2 separate regions of the Homo sapiens genome follow, and region 1 is linked to region 2. A link is an interaction called in ENCODE POLR2A ChIA-PET data of the cell type or tissue named here. Cell type or tissue: Caco-2. All regions are shown on one strand. Each heading gives the region's core, and the rest is flanking DNA. Links, peaks and the distances in the headings are about the cores only.

Region 1 (11,080 bases), core at 1,732-9,731, 110 kb after region 2:
GAGGCAGGAGGATCACTTGAAGTCAGGAGTTCGAGACCAGCCTGGCCAACATGGTGAAACCCCGTCTCTACTAAAAATACAAAAATTAGCCGGGCATGGTGGCAGGTGGCTGTAATCCCAGCTACTCGGGAGGCTGAGACAGGAGGATGGCTTGAACCCCGGGAGGTGGAGATTGCAGAGAGCTGAGATCGCACAACTGCACTCCAGCCTGGGCGACAGAGCAAGACTCTGTCTCAAAAATAAATAAATAAATAAATAAATAAATAAAATACCTTTTTGTACATGTCAGTCCATTTTCCCAAAACCAGGGCCAATGTGATCAGACCCCATCCCCATCTACAAAATCAATCCTACTTAATCATAGTGTAGCTTGAAGGTTGGGCTCTCACCACAGCAGGGTTCGAGTTCCAGCAATGCCCGTAACTGCTGCGGGACCCTAAATAAACGACTTCACCTCTTTGACCCTCAGAGGTTAACCTGGCATAGTAATCGCCTCCCTCACGGGGTTATTTAGGTTTCAACGAGTTGATGCACAAGCGTGGCACATGGAAAGGGCTCGGTAAACACGAGGTGCTATTACTCCCACCACAGTGCCAGTCCTTCTCCCTTTTTTACTTTATTTTTTATTTTTATTTTTTGAGATGGAGTCTTGCTCTGTCGCCCAGGCTGGAGCGTAGTGGCGCCATCTCCGCTCACTGTAACTTCCGCCTCTCGGGTTCAAGCAATTCACCTGCCTGGGCCTCCCGAGTAGCTGGGGTTACAGGCATCCCCCACCACGCCCGGCTAATTTTTGTATTTTTAGTAGAGACGGGGTTTCACCATATTGGTCAGGCTGGTCTCGAACTCCTGACCTCAGGTGATCTGCCCGCCTTAGCCTCCCAAAGTGCTGGGATTACAGGCGTGAGCCACCACGTCCGGCCCCTTCCCCCATTTTAGCGGTTTCGCTCCCTATCGGGGCCAGGGACGCCTCAGGCTGTCTCGGTCAGGACCTACAGCTCCGGTTGTTGTCCCAGGCTCTTCCGCGAGGTGCTCTCCTGTCTCCTGACCACCCCCATTCCTCCCCACTCCAGCTCCTCAGCGAGCGGCTGCGAAGGACGCGCACAACAACACTCCGCGCAGCGGGAAGGTACCGAACTCGCATCGCAGCCTGAAACTGCTCAACTAAGCTCCCGCCCCGCTGCTCTCTGGTCAATCTAAAGCGAAGACGAGCCTTAGGGCCAATCAGAAGCGACAGCGGTGGAGTCATGCCCGCCTGCTTGAGGCGCCCTGGCGTCTCATTGGCTATGCTTGAGAACGAATCCCAGGCTAAGCCACTTAGAAAGGAGCGGAGCCAGCCAATCAGCGGTGCAACCGCCGCGGGGGCCGGGCCAGAAGCCCCGCAGACAAGCACCTCGGGAGACTGGCGAGGGGCGAGCTCGCAGCTTGTTAGCCCCGAAGCCCTGCCCAGGGGGAAACCCTGCTGGAGGGAGTCTAACCCCCGGGCCAGTTAATGTTGGGGCAGCGCAATCGGCCGTTCCCTCTGCGGTATGGTTGGAGGTGGGAGTGCTGACACGTCCGCGCGCAGTTACTCCTGGCTGAGCATACAGTCGAGGTGGCAGTGGGAATTGGAAGTGCAAGTGTCACGCTGCCAATCACGGGGCAAGGCACTGCCCCCCTCTTGTGTCTTTCCTGTCCCTGTACACTTCCAGGCTTCCAGGCGAGGCAGAGTGAGCTGTGCCAGCAATCGTGGTGGAGTGGGACAAGAGAGAAAAGGGAGCTGTTCACAGGCACCGAAGCCTGGCTGGCTCTTTTTTTTTTTGAGACGCCGTCTCGCTCTGTCTCCCAGGCTGGAGTGCAGTGGCGCGATATAGGCTCCCTGCAATCTCCGCCTCCCGGGGTTCAAGCGATTCCCCTGCCTCAGCCTGCCGAGTAGCTGGAATTACAGGCGCCCGCCACCACGCTCAGCTAATTTTTGTATTTTTAGTAGAGACGGGGTTTCACCATGTTGGTCATGCTGATCTCGAACTCCTGACCCCAGGTGATCCGCCCTCCTCGGCCTCCCAAAGTGCTGGGTTTTCAGGCGTGAGCCACCGTGCCCTGCCTGGCTGGCTCTTTTATTTTATTTTTATTTATTTATTAGAGACAGGGCCTCACTGTGTCGCCCAGGCTGCAGTGCAGTGGTGTGATCATAGCTCACTGCAGCCTCGACCTCCTGGGCTCAAGCGATCCTACTACCACCTGGACCTCTCAAAGCCCTGGGATTACGGGCATGAGCCACCGTGCCTGGCCTTGGCTTGCTCTTACGGGCCTCCCAGCCAATCAGGTGTGGCGGCAGCCTACACACCCCCTACACACCTCACAGATGGTAAAGGGTTGAGAGAAAGGTGACAGGGTTTGCAAATGGGAGCTACTTAGGGTGGCAAAATAGAAGCAAGAAAGGCAGGTCAGGCACGGTGTCTCACGGCTGTAGTTCCAGAATTTTGGGAGGCCCAGGTGGAAGGATTGCTTGAGCCCAGGAGTTCGAGGCTGCAGTGAGCTATGATTGCACCATTGCACCCCAGCACCGGCAACAGAGGGAGACCCCGTTCATAAAATAAAAATGAAATAATAATTTTTTAAAAAGCCGGGCGTGGTGGCTCACGCCTGTAATCCCAGCACTTTGGGAGGCCGAGGCGAGTGGATCACGAGGTCAGGAGATCGAGACCATCCTGGCTAACATGGTGAAACCCCATCTCTACTAAATGTACAAAAAATTAGCCGGGCGTGATGGCGGGCGCCTGTAGTCCCAGCTACTTGGGAGGCTAAGGCAGGAGAATGGTGTGAGCCCGGGAGTCGGAGCTTGCAGTGAGCAGAGATCGCGCCACTGCACTCCAGCCTGGGCGACAGAGCGAGACTCTGTCTCAAAAAAAAAAAAAAAAAAAAGGACAGTAGTACTCCTGAGCACTTGCTGAGGGAGCCTCCAGGGCTGTTCAGGTGAAGGAGAATCAGGGTCCAGTCTCTTCGTGGAGAGAGTGGGAAAAGGCAGACTCCACAGCAGATCAACGCTGGGGCCCGGCTGGAAATCAATGAAATCTCAGCCTAAGAGGCCTGAAGCCTATGGACCAATGAGACTCAAGGCTCTGCCCCTTCACAGCCAATCAGCTGCGGGTCCGAGGCAGACGCGCGGGAGTGGCGCTGTCCTAGGTGCCTCCCAGGCTGCCCAGCGTGCTCAGCTGGCCTGAGCGGGAGAATGCGGCCCGCGCTGCAGCCAATCAGCGTCCGCCTCAGGATCCAGGGGTGACCACGTGCGGGAGCGTTGCGTCCCTGGCCTCGCTCCATTCCCCACTTTTAACGGTCACTCGGCCTTAAGCCGTCCTGGGTGTATGTGAGGCTGAAAGGGAAGGAGGAACAGGGTCTGGGCCGGTGAGTGCCATAGTTTTTCTTACTTTACTTTCTTGGGCTTGGGCCCGGCCCAGGCAAATCTGGGGTATGGGGGCTTGACTGGACCTCGTTGATGATTGGGAAGTGCGGGTTGAGGGCTTTAGCCCTTGGGGCTTTCCTCTGCCTTTGAGAGGCTGGAAATGCAGCCTCCTGGCCACCTTTAGGCCTAGGTTTGGCAGAGGCTAAGCCAGCTTGCTCTCTGAGTTGGTCCACGGCCCCCGAGGCCAGCCTGAGTAGGAAGGGTGTTGTGGGGAAGTTGGAGGTCCTTAACTCTGCATGAGGTATGGCCTCCGGACAATGAGAGCTTATCAAGGGTCTCTGGACTGAGCCTGGATCCGGTGACTGAAAGGAGAGGCCTGTGGATCTCCAAAGGTTATGCAGGGGCTGGGCGCGGTGGCTCACGCCTGTAATCCCAGCACTTTGGGAGGCTGAGGCAGGTGGATCATTTGAGGTCAGGAGTTTGAGACCAGCCTGGCCAACATGGAGAAACCCTGTCTCTACGGGGTTTCTAAAAAAAATTACCTGGGCGTGGTGGCACACGTCCGTAATCCCAGCTACTCAGAAAGCTGAGGCAGGAGAATCGCTTGAACTCATTGAACTCAGGAGATGAACGTTGCAGTGAGCTGAGATCACGCCATTGCACTCCAGCCTGGGCGACAGAATGAGACCCTGTCTCAAGAAAAAAAATGAAAAGAAAAAAAAAGTTATGTAGGAAGTCACTGGCCAAGAGATGAAACTAGTGTGCACATGAAGGTTTCCTGGGGTCTTTGGAGCCAGCCTGGGCTGGGAGTGAATGTTCTGGACTCCAGGTTGAGATGTTCTTGGCAGATTTCCCAGTATGGAGTCCAGGTTGGATGATGTGGCCAAGAGGTTAGGCCAGTAATCCTCTGGAGATTCTAGGGAGAAGGATTCTGAATCCCAGCCGAGCTGTTTGCGCTGGATGAAGTATTATTGCCTTGTGGTGGCTCTGTACAGAACTGGGATTGGGTGGCCAGGCGTGGTGGCTCACACCTGTAATCCCAGCACTTTGGGAGGCTGAGGTGGGTGGATCACCAGGTCAGGAGCTCGAGACCAGCCTGACCAACATGGTGAAACCCTGTCTCTACTAAAAATACAAAAATTAGCCAGGTGTGGTGGCAGGTGCCTGTAATCCCAGCTACTCAGGAGTCTGAGGCAGGAGAATCCCTTGAACCCACGAGGCGGAGGTTGCAGTGAGCAGAGATCGCACCACTGCACTCCAGCCTGGGCAACAGAGCAATGCTCTGTCTCAAAAAAAAAAAATTAATTAAAAAAAAAAAAAAGCAGGGCCAGGCGTGGGGGCTCACATCTATAATCCCAGCACTTTGAGAGGCCAAGGCGGGCGGATTACCTGAGGTCAGAAGTTTGAGACCAGCATGACCAACATGGAGAAACCCCATCTCTACTAAAAATACAAAATTAGCTGGGCGTGGTGGCACATGCCTGTAATCCCAGCTACTAGGGAGGCTGAGGCAGGAGAATCGCTTGTACCTGGGAGGCGGAGGTTGCGGTGAGCCGAGATCGTGCCATTGCACTCCAGCCTGGGCAACAAGAGCGAAACTCCATCTCAAAAAAAAAAAAAAAACTGGAATTGGGTCATGTCTGGAGCTTTTCATTCTCCCTGTCCCACTCTTTCCCATGCCTGTTCTGATAATTCCTAGAAGATGAAGATATCAGGCTGTAGGTGCGGGGCAGGTGCATGGGGAGGATGAACATCGTAGTGGAGCACAGGAAGAGGTGTGTGAGATATTCTCCTCTTTAGGAAATCACCCAGGTTTTTGGCAGGGCGTGGTGGCTCACACCTGTAATCCTAGCACTTTGGGAGGCCGAGGCAGGTGGATCACCTGAGGTCAGGAGTTCAAGACCAGCCTGGCCAACGTGGTGAAACCCCATCTCTACTAAAAATGCAAAAAATTAGCCGGGCATGGTAGATGCCTGTAATCCCAGCTACTTAGGAGCCTGAGGTAGGAGAATCACTTGAACCCAGGAGGCAGAGGTTGCAGTGAGCCGAGATCGCGCCACTGCACTCCAGCCTGGGCAACAAGGGCAAAACTCTGTCTCAAAAATAAATAAGTAAATAACATAAAGGAAATCACCCAGGTTGTCTTTACTGATGATCTTTTTTATACTCATGGGGCAGGGTGTTGATACCTAGTTTCATTCAGCTGTTCAGTGGTATTTATGCTTTCGGAGTGCCTTCAGTACACCCAGAGTTCTTTAACCAGGGGTGAGGGTGCAAGGAGTGGCTTATGAGTGGACTTCAAGGAAGTCTAACCCCGAAACCAGTTAATATTGGGGCAGCTCAATTGGCCATTCCCTCTATGGTGTGGTGGGGGCCCGGGGTGCTGGCACATGAAGTGTGCAGTTAATCCCAGCTCGGCAGACAGCCACCAAGCATGATGGCACATGCCTGTAATCCCAGCTACTCAGGAGGCTGAGATAGGGGGATGACTTGAGCCCAGGATGTCAAGACTGCAGTGAGCCATGATTGTGCCACTGCACTCCAGGCTGGGTGACAGAGCAAGACTGTGTCTCTAAAAAAAAAAAAAAAAAAAAAGAACAATTAATGGTATGCATGTATATTATGAGGAGGGGAGGGTAAAGAATAAGCTAGACGATAGTTAACCTCTCCAGCCATGAGGCTCAGAGTAATCTGTCAATCTCTTGTCATGCATTCATATGCCAAGTGGTATAAGTGTCTACCATTTTCTTTTTTTTTTTTTTTTTCGAGATGGAGTCTTAGCTCTGTTACCAGGCTGGAGTGCAGTGGTGTGATCTTGGCTCACTGCAACCTCCGCCTCCCGGGTTTAAGCAATTCTCCTGCCTCAGCCTCCCAAGTAGCTGGGATTACAGGCACGTGCCACCACGCCCAGCTAATTTTTGTATTTTTAGTAGAGACGGCATTTCACCATGTTGGCCAGGACGGTCTCTATCTCTTCACCTTGTGATCCGCCCACCTCGGCCTCCCAAAGTGCTGGGATTACAGGCGTGAGCCACCGCACCCGGCCTGTGTCTACCATTTTCTAATGTCAACAATTGGTCCCAGGCTGGGTGGCTCACACTTGTAATCCCTGCACTCTGGGAGGCTGAGGCGGGTGGATCACTTGAGGTCAGAAGTTTGAGACCAGCCTGGCCAACATGGTAAAACCTCATCTCTACTAAAAATACAAAAATTAGCCGGGTGTCGTGGTGCGTGCCTGTAGTCCCAGCTACTCAGGAGGCTGAGGCAGGAGAATCTCTTGAACCTGGGAGGCAGAGGTTGCACTGAGCCAAGATCGTGCCACTGCACTCCAGTCTGGGTGACAGAAGGAGACTCTGTCTCAATAAAAAGAAGAGTTAGTCCCATGGGTGACATTCTGAACCTGATGGTGACTCCCTAAGAGATTTAGAACCATTGGAATAAAGTAGGTTCCTATATTATTTATGGGGCCTGGGCAAGATGACAGAGACTCCCTCGTCTCTTCCCATGCCTGGTGTTGGCCCATACTTCAAGGTGTCTCACATTCTAGCCTGCACATCCAAGCTCAGTCTACAAATCCCTTACACAAAATCAGGGTCTAGCGTGTGTGTACATCAGTCAGAGTCCACTCTCATGAATACAGGCCTGGGGTTGAGTCCTGTGTAGGGGGCCTCAGAGTCATTTGGTCCAGGAAATCCAGGGTGCTGAGTTCTCAGAGCATGGTCCAGAAGTGAGGTGGGAGCTCACAGTTCCGGGTAGGCACTTTCTAGATGCCTTTTGACTCAGCCTATGCGAAGGGATACAGCCAGAGGAGGTCCAAATGGGACCCTTTGCCCAGGTTTAAGTCAACACTAGTATTCTGTACTGGTCTTGAAACAGCCCCTGTGAGGAAATTGAGGGTCTTGGAAGACTTAGCTCCATATGAGTGCTGAAGAGAAGGGCCATTCACTGTGAAGGGATGCAGTGAAACCTGTTTTCCAACTTCTAGTCTAGTTCTTTTTCCAGTTAATCCACAAAGTGTGTGCTATGAAGGGGCTAGATTCAGCTCACCTGGGTATGACTATAGCTGGTTCTTGGATCATATAGAGCACAAATTTAAGGGAAAAAGGGAACTAATTCACTCCTTGTGGTGACTCTTTTCTGGAAGTCTTGGATGTACTTAACCAGAAAGACGGAACATCTTTTTTTTCTTTTTTCTTTTTTCTTTTTTTTTTTTTGAGACAGAGTTTCGCTCTTGTTGCTCAGGCTAGAGTGCAATGGCGCGATCTCGGCTCACCGCAACCTCCACCTCCCGGGTTGAAGCGATTCTCCTGCCTCAGCCTCTCGAGTAGCTGGAATTACAGGCATGTGCCGCCACGCCCAGCTAATTTTTTTTATTTTTTGTAGAGACAGGGTTTCTCCATGTTGGTCAGGCTGGTCTTGAACTCCCGACCTCAGATGATCCGCTTGCCTCCACCTCCCAGAGTGCTGGGATTACAGGTGTGAGCCACTGCGCCTGGCGAAAGAGTAAACATACTTAAAGTTCATGTAAGATTTGGATAATCGCTCTTAATCTATATAAAATGCTGTGGGGAATTTAACCACCTTCATTTGTGGAAAGAGATGGGTTCACGGGAAGAGTGGCGAGTTCACAGAATTTTTCTAAATTGAATCTTGTTCAACTTGGCTTGGGAAGAGGGCTTGATATTTAAAATAAGTGAAATAGAGGGAGAACTTTTTCACAAAACAAATGATCATCCCTCCCATTGGTCTATTCTGATGGTTTGATTTTAATTATAATATTTAAGGAGAATTGGTATTTGTGTTGCTGTGTTGACATTGTTACATCAAGCTGGGTTGTGCCTCAAGAAGTTCATGATACAAGGATTTCTGGGAAGCTTTGACTTTGCAGCCAGGGTGTGCCCCGAGCCCCTTGCACATTTTTCCCTTAGTGTCCCATTGGTCAAGTCTACCAGTAAGAATAAGAACTATCAGATTTCAGGCCAGGCGTGGTGCCTCATGCCTGTATCACAGCATTTTGGGATGCCAAGGCGGGCAGATCATGAGGTCAGGAGTTCGAGACCAGCCTGGCCAACATGGTGAAACCCTGTCTCTACTAAAAATACAAAAAATTAGCCGGGTTTGGTGATGCACACCTGTGATCCCAGCTACTCGGGAGGCTGAGGCAGGAGAATCACTTGAACCCAGGAGGCGGAGGTTACAGTGAGCCGAGATTGCGCCACTGCACTCCAGCCTGGGCAATAGAGCAAGACTCTGTCTCAAAAAAAAAAAAATCAGATTTCAAATTTTATTCAGTAATACGAGTATTAGGCCGGGCATGTAGGCTCACGCCTGTAATCCCAGCACTTTGTGAAGCCGAGGTGGGTGGATCACCTGACATCAAGAATTTGAGACCAGCCTGGCCAACATGGTGAAACACCATCTCTAATAAAAATACAAAAAATTAGTCAGGCATGGTAGCAGTTGCCTGTAATCCCAGCTACTTGGGAGGCTGAGGCAGGAGAATTGCTTGAACCGGGAGGCGGAGGTTGCAGTGAGCCAAGATAGCGCCATTGTACTCCAGCCTGGGCAACAAGAGTGAAACTCTGTCTCAAAAAAAAAAAGAAAGTAATATAAGTATTAAAAAGGACTGAGAGGCTGATATCATATTGCCTTTTATCACATACTCCCCTTCCAATCATGCCCTACCTAATCTCTCTACCTGCTCTACCCTCTGGCAGGACACAGGCTTGTGTCTGCATAACCTGTTGTTTCTTTGCTCTTTCCAGAGAGACAACTGCAGATGATTCCTACCGAGTCAGCCCAGGAAGAGGAAGGGGGGGCAAGGTTTTTGAGTCTAGGGAGGGGGAGTACTTTTAAGAACAGCAACAGACCAGGCATGGTGGCTCACACCTGTAATCCCAGCAGTGGATCACCTGAGGTTAGGAGTTCGAGACCAGCCTGGCTAACATGGTGAAACCCCATCTCTACTAAAAATACAAAAAAATTAGCCGGGTGTGATGGTGCATGCCCGTAACCCCAGATACTTGGAAGGCTGAGGCACAAGAGTCGCTTGAACCCAGAGGCAGAGGTTGCAGTGAGCCGAGATGGCGCCACTGCACTCCAGCTTGGGTGACAGAACAAGACTCTGTCTCAAAATAAAAACAAAACAGCACCAGCAGTGTCCCTACTCTTCCAAGTCAAAGTGCTGTCTGCTTCTGCCATCTGTGCTCAGTGCAGGATGGCTTGGGTTGCACTGTCAAGAATGCAGGAAGAGGCTAGAGAAGTGCTCAGGGTGTCATCAGCATAAGGGTTGCAGTGCAAAGGGCCCTGGAGATAATTCTAGGAGGCGGTCTCTAAGGGGATATCCTTAGGTGGGGTTCCCCATTCTTGGGGGCTTTTGTTCACTGAAAGGGGAGTTCCCTTGCCCCTCCTCCCTTTTAGGTTCCCCGAAAGCCCACTGATGCTCCCTGTCAACTATATTTGGCTTACACAGAATGCTGCCCTTTGAGCAGTCTCCAACTCTCTCGATCATCAATGAGCAAACCAGCGGGGGAGCTGAGTCACAAGCACATGATGTGGGGCTGGAAAGCGAGGGGGCCACACTCAGAGGGGTGACCATGTAATCGTCCAGACCCCTGTACCTTTCCTCATCCCTGGGGCTAGTCCCTCAGGGCTTTCCGCACTCCTTCCTTGTCTTGAGGGACTCTGTATTTCTGTGTTGGAGGAAGGGTGTTTCCCTCTGCGTACATACATATCAGAGGGACTGATGCTTTATGTGTCTTTTATATGGGTGTGGTGGTGTGAGGAATTGGAAAGCTCAGAAATGGAAAATAGTTAACGTTCAGAGTAGCAGATGAACACAGCTCTCACATTTGCATTTTCCCTTTCGTTCTGACTCATCTTCCCCTCTCCCCACCCTGTTGCCCCTCCACCAGCCTCACCCATTGACACACCCTGTCTGATCTAGGAAGGGTTAACATGTGCCTGCACCCATGTGGAGGGAAGGCGTGGTAGGCCTGGAAAGAGAGAGTGGGAGGCTGGTCTGAACATTCGAGGGTCCTGGAGCCAAAGGAAGAAACGGGAGCTTAGGGACAGTATTTGCATCTAGGAGGGGACAAGGACTCTTAGATCCTTCCCCCTTAAGAGAAGCCTATGGGAGGCCGGGCGCAATCCCAGCACTTTGGGAGGCCGAGGTGGGTGGCTCACTTGACATCAGGAATTCGAGACCAGCCTGGCCAACATGGCGAAACCCTGTCACTACTAAAAGTACAAAAATTAGCCGGGCGTGGTGGCGGGCGCCTGTAATCCCAGCTACTCGGGAGGCTGAGGCAGGAGAATCGCTTGAACCTGGGAGGCAGAGGTCGCAGTGAGCTGAGATTGCGCCACTGCACTCCAGTCTGGGAGACAGAGCGAGACTGCGTCTCAAAAAAAAAAAAAAAAAAAAAAAAAAAAGAGAAGCCTATGGGGAAGCCGACTGTGCCTTGTCACCAGAGCAGCTTACCAGTACCTGACTTGTTTATCTTCCAGTCATTTACTGTGTATCTAATATACGCCAGGCACATATCATAAATGCTTTATCCGCTGGGCGCAGTGGCTCACGCCTATAATCCCAGCACTTCGGGAGGCCAAGGCAGGCGGATCATTTGAGCCCAAGAGTTCAAGACCAGCCTGGGTAACATAGTGAGACCCCTGTCTCTACCAAAAATTCAAAATTAGCTAGGC
Region 2 (11,080 bases), core at 1,182-9,181:
TGCAACTTCCACCTCCTGGGTTCAAGCGATTCTCCTGCCTCAGTCTCCCTAGTAGCTGGGATTACAGGCGCCCACCACCATGCCCAGCTAATTTTTGTATTTTTAGTAGAGACGGGGTCTCACCATGTTGGCCAGGCTGGTCTTGAACTCCTGACCTTAGGTGATCCACCTACCTCAGCCTCTCAAAGTGCTGGGATTACAGGCGTGAGCCACAGCCCTGGACGGATGTATTTTCAATACATGTCTTTATAATGCATGTGAAAGCTAACGCATACATGGGAGACAATGAAGGGACCAATATGGTGGAAGTTTTCCATATTCCACTTGAAGTTGCAAAATATTCAATCTAGGTAGACTATAGAATGTTTAAGTGTGTTTACCATAATCCGTAGAGCAATCACTTAAAACTTGCAAAGATATATAGTGAAAATCACAATAAATAAATTAAAATGGAGTACTAAAATAGTATTTGAATAATCCAAAAGAAAGAAGGAAAAGGGAAAACAAGGAACAAAACACAGAAAAGTGGAAATAAAAAACAAATAATAGTAGACCTAAAGCAAAACATACCAATAATCATATTTAAGGCACATGATCTAAACACACAAGTTATAAAATATTTTCATAATGCACTTAAAAAAAAAATAGCCAGAGCCGGGCGCGTTGGCTCACACCTGTAATCCCAGCACTTTGGGAGGCCAAGGCAGGCAGATCACGAGGTCAGGAGACCATCGTGGCCAACAAGGTGAAACCCTGTCTCTACTAAAAATACAAAAATTAGCTGGGCGTGGTGGCGGATGCCTGCAATCCCAGCTACTAGGGAGGCTGAGGCAGGAGAATCGCTTGAACCAGGGAGTCAGAGGTTGCAGTGAGCCGAGATCGCACCACTGCACTCCAGCCTGGCGACAGAGGGAGACTCCATCTCAAAAAAAAAAAATAGCCAGGTTCAAAGGCTCATGCCTGTAATATCAGCACTTCGGGAAGCCGAGGTGGGTGGATCACTTGAGCCCAGGAGTTTGAGATCAGCCTGGAAAACATGGTGAAACTCCGTCTCTACTAAAAATACAAAGAAGTTAGCTGGGTGTGGTGGCACACGCCTATAGTCCCAGCTACTTGGGAGACTGAGGCAGGAGGATAACCTGAGCCCAGGAAGTCGAGGCTGCAGTGAGCCATCATCACATCACTGCACTCCAGCCTGGGTGACAGAGTGAGGCCCTGTCTCAAATAAATACATACATAAATAACTTGAGCCCAGGAGTTCAAGATCAGCCTGGGCAACATAGTGAGACCCCATCTCTGCAAAAAATTTCAAAATTAACCTGGCATGGTGGCTTGCACCTGTAGCCCCAGCTACTCAGAAGTTTGGGGCAGGAGGTTGTTTGAGCCCAGGAGGTCAAGGCTGCAGTGAGCCGTGTTCACACCACTACACTCCAGACTAGCAACAGAACAAAACCTTGTCTTAAAAAAAATAGAAGTAGGCCAGGCGCGGTGGCTCACTCCTGCAATCCCAGCATTTTGGGAGGCCAAGATGGGCTGATCACCTGAGGTCAGGAGTTCGAGACCAGCCTCACTAACATGGTGAAACCCAGTCTCTACTAAGCATACAAAAATTAGCCAGGCATAGTGGCAGGTGCCTGTAATCCCAGCTACTTGGGAGGCTGAGGCAGGAGAATCACTTGAATGCAGGAGGCGGAGGTTGCAGTGAGCCGAGATCACGCCATTGCACTCCAGCCTGAACAACAGAGTGAGACTCTGTCTCAAAAAATAAAAAAATTAAAAACTTAAAAAATAGAAGTAGGCCGGGCGTAATGCCTGTAATCCTAGAACTTTAGGAGGCCAAGGCAGGCGGATCACTTAAGGTCAGGCGTTCGAGACCAGCCTAGTCAACATGGCAGAACCCCGTCTCTACTAAAAATACAAAAAATTAGCCAGGCATGGTGGTGCGCACCTGTAGTCCCAGCTACTCAGGTGGCTGAGGCAGGAGAATCACTTGAACCCAGGAGGCGGAGGTTGCAGTGAGCCAAGATCACATCACCACACTCCAGCCTGGAAGACAGAGCAAGAAGAAAGAAGGAAAAGAAAGAAGAGAAGGAAAAGGAAGAAAAGAGGGAAGGGAAGGGAAAGGGAAAGGGAAAGGGGAAGGGGAAGGGAAGGGGAAAGGGAAAGGGAGGGGAGGGGAAGGGAAGGGGGAAAGAATGAAGGAAAGAAAGGAAAGGAAAGGAAGGAAGAAAAGAAATGATTGTTTGCTTGGTGTTGGAGGGGCTTGAGGGGGTGGGGAAAAAGGGGGGAACCCACACATTTGATCAAAGAACTCTTCTGTGTTGACTGTTGTGGTATGAGAGCAGAGAAAATGCATTGTGTTTTTCCTGAAACACAAGACTCCGAGGCCTACATCACTCTTGCCCCAAGTAGTGCTTTTCTCTCAAGATGCTCAGGAGGAATCTTTAAACAAAGATGATCAAGGAAATGAGGCTTATTTATAGGTCTGTTTTGAAGGTGGAACCAGGGATTCCTCAATTGGCCAATCACTTGAGAGAGTAGAAGGAGCTGTCACCCCATCAAACCAATCAGAAGCCAGGTGTTGGTTCCCACCCTATGACATACCACCTCCAATTGGCCAGTAGAAGTAGAGAGACAGGCTAGGAGGCGGGGCCTGCCTGGCCGCCATGGTAATCCCCTGTGGTTGGTGATCAAGGAAGAGCATAGTGCCAGACCTAGGTGCCCTCCTGGGAATGTTCCAGGAGGGCAGGAGTAGGAGGAGGAGTGTTAGAGTAGAGGGGAAATGATGAGAGCAGAAAGGGTATCATAAAGGAACCTCAGGGGTGATATAAGTGGACACAGACATATGTCACAAGGGCACGGGTTTAGAACAGGAAGGCTGTTGTACGTGGTTGGAGAGGGAGTTCAAAGAGTCAGAAAGCTGGTTTCAGAAGTTGAGAGGTGTTAGAGGGAGACAGGGCAGGACTTTGTAAGGTGACAAAGAAGTAGAGACTGAAACCCTGTCTCTACTACAAATACAAAAATTAGCCGGGCGTGGTGGCGGGCGCCTATAGTCCCAGCAAGAGGAGTGAATAGGTGGTCAAATAAGGTCTTAGAGGAGCTAAAGGGGCAGGGAGCTTATGGGCGAACAGGAAAGGTTTACAGCAGGACCCCGCAGGATTCATAGGGACGAAGTAAAGGATATTATAAAAGGAACAGTGAGAGAGCTAACAGAAGTTTTACTTTGGGGGGCAGAGGTGGGAGGATCACCTGAGCCCAGGAATTCAAGACCAGCATGGGCAACATTGTAGCAAAACCCCATCTCTACCAAAAGAAAAAAATTTTTTTTTTTTTTTTTTTTTTTTGAGAGAGTCTCGCTGTGTCACCCAGGCTGGAGTGCAGTGGCAGGATCTTGGCTCACTTCAACCTCCACCTCCCGAGTTCTGCCTCAGCCTCCCAAGTAGCTGGGATTACAGGTGCGTGCCACCACGCCCGGCTAATTTTTGTATTTTTAGTAGAGACGGGGTTTCACTATGTTAGCCAAGGTGGCCTCAAACTCCTGACCTCAGGTGATCCGCCCACCTCGGCCTCCCAAAGTATTGGGATTACAGGCGTCAGCCACCACACCCAGCAAAACAAAAACAAAACAAAACAAAATTTTAGTTAGCTGGGCCTGGTGGTGTGCACCTGTAGTCCCAGCCACTCAGGAAGCTGAGGCAGGAGGATCACTTGAGCCCAGGAGTTTGAGGCTGCACTGAGCTATGATTGTGCCTTTGCACTCCTACAGCCTGGGAGAGAAGACCCTGTCTCTGAAAAAAAAAAAAAAAAAAAAAAAAAAACAGAAGACAAAGAAGTTTTACAGGGTGAGAGTTTTATAAGGGAACAGTGAATTTATAATGAAGGTTTTATACCCAAACACAGGTCCAGTCACTCCACGCTTGCAGAGTCCAATTAACAAGAGCAAGTTCTGGTAGAAAGAAGGTGACTTTATTCCAGAGCTCAGGTGAGGGGAAGAGGTACAGGTTCCTGCCTTAAGGGTATTGCTTCAGCTTTCAGGACAGAAAGCAGGGACTTTTAAAGGGGGGCTTGATGTGAATGACATAAAGGTGGGGGGCAAGGAGGTGTGGGGTCTATGTGACATGCTTTGATGTCTTATCTATCAGGTGTTCTAGCTGTCACCATCGTGAGAAGAGAAATTGACCATTGTCTCAAGGCAATCTGATGGGAGAGAATTCTGGGGGTGCCTGATTTGTTTCAAGGTTCAGTCCCTGGAACTTCTAAGTAAACATATTGTTAGATAAGCTTGCCATGTAGGGAGGTTACAGTTGCATTCCTAAAGAGTTAAGTAGGAGATGGGGGGAAAAGAAAAAGGAAAAAAATCCTTTTTTTTCTTTAAAAATGGGGTACTCTGGCCAGGCACAGTGGCTCAAACCTGTAATCCCAGCACTTTGGGAAGCTGAGGCAGGCAGATCACAAGGTCGGAAGTTCAAGACCAGCCTGGCCAACACAGTGAAACCCCGTCTCTACTAAAAATACAAAAATTAGCCGGGCGTGGTGGCAGGTGCCTGTAGTCCCAGCTACTTGGGAGGCTGAGGCAGGAGAATCGCTTCAACCCACAAGGCGGAGGTTGCAGCTGAGCTCACGCCACTGCACTCCAGCCTGGGCGACACAGCAAGACTTTGTCTCAAAAAAAAAAAATGTGGTACTCAATTACAGTTTCCCACTGTCAAATTCCATTCCATTTCTATGGGATTTGGATGCCACATTCATGCTGGCTACTTCCTGCTGAAAGAGGGCATTGTGATTAGTCATCAGAATGGAACCGATCCACTTGGAGTTGGAAATATTTATGAGTAGTTGGACCAATATGGTGTAAGGTCTGGAAAGTCTCTGGGGAAGTCTGTCTTGCATTCCCATATAGAAGGTGAAACAGCAGAAAAATCCACAGCAGAGAAGTATGTCTATCATTGCAACTAGGGCCAAAGTTGTAAATAGCTTCTTTCCAGGTGAGAACAGTCCTCACCTGCAACAGGATGCCAACCATTGACCTGGTGATAATGTGGGGTCAGACATAGCTTTGATTTTTAGGTGCATGTCTCTCAGGGCTATTGAGACATTTACTGAATTATCTGAGATGTGTACACAGCATTTAGTCTTAATTGTCAGGCACATTCCCAGCTGTCAATTGTACCTGGAGCTCCTGTGGAGATATGATGACAGGGTGGTTAAACACATATATTTAACAGGTTACAAGAGGAGCTATGGGCCGGGCGTGGTGGCTCACGCCTGTAATCCCAGCACTTTGGGAGGCCGAGGTGGGAGGATCACTCAAGGCCAGGAGTTCAAGACTAGCCTGGCCAACTACCAGACCGATGAACTCAGTCTCTACTAAAAATACAAAAATTAGCGGGCATAGTGGTGCACACCTGTAATCCCGGCTCCTCAAGTGGCTGAGGCATAAGAATTGCCTGAGCCCAGGAGGCAGAGGCTGCAGTGAGGCGAGATCGTGCCACTGCCCTCCAGCCTGGGTGACATAGTGAGACTTTGTCTCAAAAATAAAAAATAAGTAAATAAGAAAGGGCTGGGTGTGGTGGCTCATGCCTGTAATCCCAGCACTTTGGGAGGCCAAGGCAGGTGGGTCACCTGAGGTCAGGAGTTCAAGACCAGCCTGGCCAACATGGTGAAACCCCAACTCTACTAAAAATACAAAAATTAGCTGGGCATGGTAGCACATGCCTGTAATCCCAACTACTCAGGAGGCTGAGGCACGAGAACTGCTTGAACCCAGGAGGCAGAGGTTGCAGTGAGCTGAGATCACACCATTGTACTCCAGCCTGGAGAAAAGACTGAGACTCTGTCTCAGTAAATAAATAAGAGCGATACAGAGGCCAGGCATGGTGGTTCACACCTATAATCCTAGCACTTTGAAAGATCAAGGCAGAAGGATCATTTAAGGCCAGGAGTTCACGACAAGCCTGGGCAACATAATGAGATTCCATCTCTACAACAACAACAAAAATCAAAAATTAGCTGGGTGTGGTGGTTTGTACCAGCTACGTGGGAGGCTGAGGCAGGAGGATTGCTTGAGCCCAGGAGTTCGAGGCTGCAGTGAACTGTGATCATGCCAGTGCACTTCAGCCTGAGTGAGAGAGCAAGACCTTGTCTCAAAAAATAAAAGGGATTTGCCGGGCGCGGTGGCTCACGCCTGTAATCCCAGCACTTTGGGAGGCTGAGACAGGTGGATCACGAGGTCAGGAGATTGAGACCATCCTGGCTAACACGGTGAAACCCCGTCTCTACTAAAAATACAAAAAATTAGCCAGGCGTGGTAGCGGGCGCCTGTAGTCCCAGCTACTCGGGAGGCTGAGGCAGGAGAATGGCATGAACCTGGGAGGCAGAGCTTGCAGTGAGCCAAGATCGCACCACTGCACTCTAGCCTGGATGACAGAGCGAGATTCCGTCTCAAAAAAATAAATAAATAAAATAAAAAATAAAAAAAAGGGATAGAGAGAGGTTAGAGGAGACATGGTGGGGGTTAGAGAAAGTCAATGAGAATTTTAAATGGGGTCAATGAAGATCATATAGCTGCCAAGGAGAGATGTGTTAGGGTAAGTAGGGAGAGAGTGAGAAAGGATTGTTAGAGTTCAGAAGCCATAGTGAGACATAACCAACTCTCTGCCCCCCAGGTGTTTGAACTGATGTCTGATGAGGATGAATCCAGCGACTACCTCTGCCTGTCCATCCTGGGCCTCTTCTGTTGCCTTCCCCTAGCCATCCCAGCCGTGATCTTTTCTTGCCTGGTGGGCACCTGCATCATGCCAATCCTTCACCCTCCCTCTCCATCTTGCCCCTGACCCTGACTCAACTTCTTCCTTGTTCTCCCTTCTGAACTAGGAGCCTGAGCAACACCAGCACCTCCTGTGGGTTCAGACCCCCACCCTGAGTCCTTACAGTTCCACAGCCCACCCTCACCCAACAACTGTTTTTTTTTTTTTTGAAACAGAGTCTCGCTCTGTCACCCAAGCTGGAGTGCAGTGGTGAGATCTCAGCTCACCGCAACCTCCATCTCGCAGGTTCAAACAATTATCCTGCCTCAGCTTCCTGAGTAGCTGGGATTAGAGGCGCCCACCAACACGCCTGGCTAATTTTCGTATTTTTGGTGGAGCTGGGTTTCACCATGTTGGCCAGGCTGGTCTTGAACACCTGACCTCAGGTGATCTGCCCACCTCAGCTTCCCAAAGTGCTGGGATTACAGGCATGAGCCACCATGCCCGGCCACGCAATAACTCTTTTATACTCATCTTTCCCTGTTCCCTCTCTCCTAAAACTCAGACAAAGTTTGTATTGTAGACAAAGAACTACAATAAATCCAGTGACTATGAGCTGGCAGCCAAGACCTCCAAACAAGCCTACTACTGGGCCATCGCGAGCATCACTGTGGGAATCTTAGGTACCATCTTGTACACCTACCTGATATACTTACTTAGATTGTAAACTGCTTCCCAGCTCTTGAACAAACCACCAAATATACACCACAGTGCAATTTACCTTGGCTCTAAGCATCTACTTGGGCTGAATGGAACACCTGCTCCTCAATGTCTGGAGTGCCAAGCTATCTAAGATTAGAAAAACAAAATGCAAAGTGTTCTTCCTATTCTTACATGCCCCTCAAAGTAACACTTCTTTTTTTTTTTTTTTTTTTGACAGAGTCTTCCTCTGTCCAGGCTGGAGTGCAGTGCCACGATGTCGGCTCACTGCAACCTCTGCCCCCAAGGTTTAAGTGATTCTTCTGCCTCAGCCTCCTGAGTAGCTGGGATTACAGGTGCGTACCACCATGCCCAGCTAATTTTGTATTTTTAGTAGAGACGGGGTTTCACCGTGTTGGCCAGGCTGGTCTCAAACTCCTGACCTCAGGTGATCCACTCACCTTAGCTTCCCAAAGTGCTGGGATTACAGGTGTGAGCCACCATACCAGGCCTCAGCATAACACTTCTAACACCAAATGTTAGAGCCAGGGGCAGGGGTATTTTCCCCACCTACCAACCAACCAGATTCTCCAGCAGACACCAACTGGGTGTCCTGTAATTTAATTCAATTCTGACACTATCTACCTGGAGATGGCATCAGATCCCACAGGTTGAAGGCTCAGTTCCACAAGACTGCCCCCAAATTTGGATGTCAGCCACAAGTGGTAAGTTGTCACCTAGACTTGTGACTGACAAGCTATAAATCAGGTGTTCCCATGACCCCCCTCCTCAAGCCTGATTAATTTGTTCCAGCTGGCCAGGTGCAGTAGCTCAGGCCTGTAATCCCAGCACTTTGGGCGGCTGAGGCAGGAAGATCGCTTGAAGCCAGGAGTTTGAGACCAGCCTGGCCAACATGGCAAAACCCCGTCTCTACTAAAAATACAAAAATTAGACAGGTGTGATGGCATACGCCTATAATCCCAGCTACTCAGGAGGCTGAGGCAGGAGAATCGCTTGAACCCAGGAGGTGGAGGTTGCAGAGAGCTGAGATCATGCCACTGCACTCCAGCCTGGGCAACACAGCGAGACTCCGTCAAAAAAAAAAAAAACAAAACACTATTATCACTCCAGCGATTCCAAGGGTTTTAGGAGCTCTGGGCCACAAAATGGGACCTAGACCAAATATATATGTCACAGTATCACACAAGTGTTGCCAGCCTGGGTCAGCAGCTTGAAGGGAAGGAAGTGGTAGTGCCAGCAGCCCACTCGACCAGAACTCAAGACCAACTCCAGGACCCTGCTATGGCGTGGGGGACATGGGAGAGAGAGGAGGACCCCGTTGCTCGAGGACAGCCTGCCCAGATTCATGTATTCACATCGCAAGTCTAGTTCTGCCTACCAAGGGCGTTGGCTGTGCTACCTGACTCTGGAGACGTAGCAATGACTACTTCAAATTCAACTCAACCCCCTCAGAACATATAAATTGGGGTGAGAGACAGACATGCCACCAGACAGTGACAATCGGAGTGGTCCAATATATAATGGAAGAAAACTTGGGAAGGGTTACTAAAGAAACACTTGTTTAATGACACTCGTTACAGACAGTAAGGCGGGCCAGGCACAGTGGCTCATGCCTGTAATCTCAGCACTTTGGGAGGCCGAGGCGGGCGGATCACTTGAGCTTGGGAGTTCAAGACCAGCCTGGCCAACATGGTGAAACCTTGTCTCTACTAAAAATACAAAATTAGCCAGGCGTGGTGGTGTGCACCTGTAATCCCAGCTACTCAGGAGGCTGAGGCATGAGAATTGCTTGAACCTGGGAGGCAGAGGTTGCAGTGGTTCGAGATTGTGCCACTGCACTCCAACCTGTGGGACAGAGCAAAACTGACTCCATCTCAAAAAGAAAAAGACAGTAAGGCAGACTTTATTCAGGACCATTGCAATATGCAGAGGGAATACTGAGACAGGGGCCTGCACTGGAGGAGAAAGATGGGGCTCAACACTAAATACAGCATGAGCAAGTGGGAAGTCCTACCCAAGGAGCAGGGTAGGGGTCAGTGGATGGAAAATTAGTAAGAGAAAACATTGAGGGTAAGGGGGATTCTGACTAAACCAACCTAATAGGATTCTAGTTGAAGACAGGCCAGGGTGACCAGACATCACCAGGGGGATGGTGGAGGATGAGGAACCTGATCAGATGCCGAGGTGTATCAGATACAGAGGATGAGGGTTTCTAGCTAAACTGACGTAGAAGGGTTCTTTTGCTACAACTGGATTTTACAAAGAAGTGCACAGAAGGAGAAGGTTCAGATGCTTTTTTTTTTTTTTTTGAGATGGAGTCTCACTCTGTCACCCAGGCTGGAATGCAGTGGTGCAATCTTGGCTCACTACAGCTTCCGCCTCCCGTATTCAAGCCATTTTCCTGCCTCAGCCTCCTGAGTAGCTAGGATTACAGGTGCTCACCACCTCAACCAGCTAATTTTTTATAGTTTTAATAGAGATGGGGTTTCACCATGTTGGTGAGGCTGGTCTTGAACTCCTGACTTCGTGATATGCCCGCCTCGGCCTCTCAAAGTGCTGGAATTATAGGCGTGAGCCACCGTGCCCAGCCTTTCTTTTTTTTTTTTTTTTTTTTTTCTTTTCTTTTCTTTTTTTTTTTTTTTTGAGACGGGGTCTCGCTCTCTCACTCAGGCTGGAGTACAGTGGCATGATCTCGGCTCACTGCAACCTCTGCCTCCCAGGTTCAAGTGATTCTCCTGCCTCCACCTCCTGAGTAGCTGGGATTACATGCGCCTGCCGCCACGCCTGGCTAATTTTTTTATTTTTAGTAGAGATGGGATTTCATCATGTTGGCCAGGCTGGTCTTAAAACTCCTGACCCCAGGTGATCCACCTGCCTTGGCCTCCCAAAGTGTAGGAATTACAGGCGTGAGCCACCGCGCCTGGCCGCCCGGCTAATTTTTATATTTTTAGTAGAGCTGGGGTTCTCCATGTTGGCCAGGCTGGTCTCAAACTCCTGAGATCAGGTGATCCACCTGCCTCAGCCTCCCAAAGTCCTGGGATTACAGGCATGAGCCACTGGGCCCGGCCCAGGTTCAGAAGCCTGACTAAAGTTTGGCCAAGCAAAGAATCCTTGTCAGGAGGCTGTAAATAAGAGACCTGTGAGAAATAAAAATTGTCAGGTGTCTGAGCCCAAGCCTGCATGTATACATCCAGATGGCCTGAGGCAACTGAAGAACCACAAAAACAAGTGAAAATGGCCAGCTCCTGCCTTAACTGATGACATTACCTTGTGACATTCCTTCTCCTGGACAATAAGTCTCCGGAGCTCCCCACCGAGCACCTTGTGACCCCCGCCCCTGCCTGCAAGAGAACAACCCCCTTTAACTGTAATTTTCCACTACCTACCCAAATCCTATAAAACTGCCTCACTCCTATCTCCCTTTGCTGACTCCTTTTTCGGACTCAGTCCGCCTGCACCCAGGTGATTAAAAAGCTTTTACTGCTCACACAAAGCCTGTTTGATGGTCTCTTCACACGGACGCACGTGACAAAAATAAAATCCTAAGTCCGCCAACTGGCTGAATGAACACTGTCTTGGCCAAGGGGCCTACAGAGAAACACTAAAAGCTGAGT

The links. ChIA-PET counts read pairs that join two places held together with the same protein. Peaks named below come from ENCODE experiments on the same cell type or tissue, not always from the same donor. Only the 100,000 strongest peaks of a DNase experiment are listed, where the experiment ranks them.
Region 1: POLR2A ChIA-PET joins it to region 2 with 7 read pairs; 8 of 35 experiments call an interaction of 5 or more read pairs at or near these places.

The regions. Positions count from the first base shown.
Region 1 is chr19:35,701,243-35,712,322 of GRCh38, forward strand. ZBTB32 (zinc finger and BTB domain containing 32) reads left to right here and starts at 3,316. Exons shown (of 7, transcript NM_014383.3): 1 at 3,316-3,381. RefSeq lists enhancers at 856-1,095, 9,898-10,367. In Caco-2, for the core only: no CTCF peak of the experiment used is centred there; a DNase peak (open chromatin) is centred at 3,116; H3K4me3 peaks cover 293 bases.
Region 2 is chr19:35,593,976-35,605,055 of GRCh38, forward strand. It overlaps LINC01766 (long intergenic non-protein coding RNA 1766), which reads left to right and starts at 3,920. Exons shown (of 3, transcript NR_110750.1): 1 at 3,920-3,982; 2 at 6,666-6,779; 3 at 7,330-7,526. RefSeq lists an enhancer at 2,677-2,816. In Caco-2, for the core only: no CTCF peak of the experiment used is centred there; a DNase peak (open chromatin) is centred at 5,185.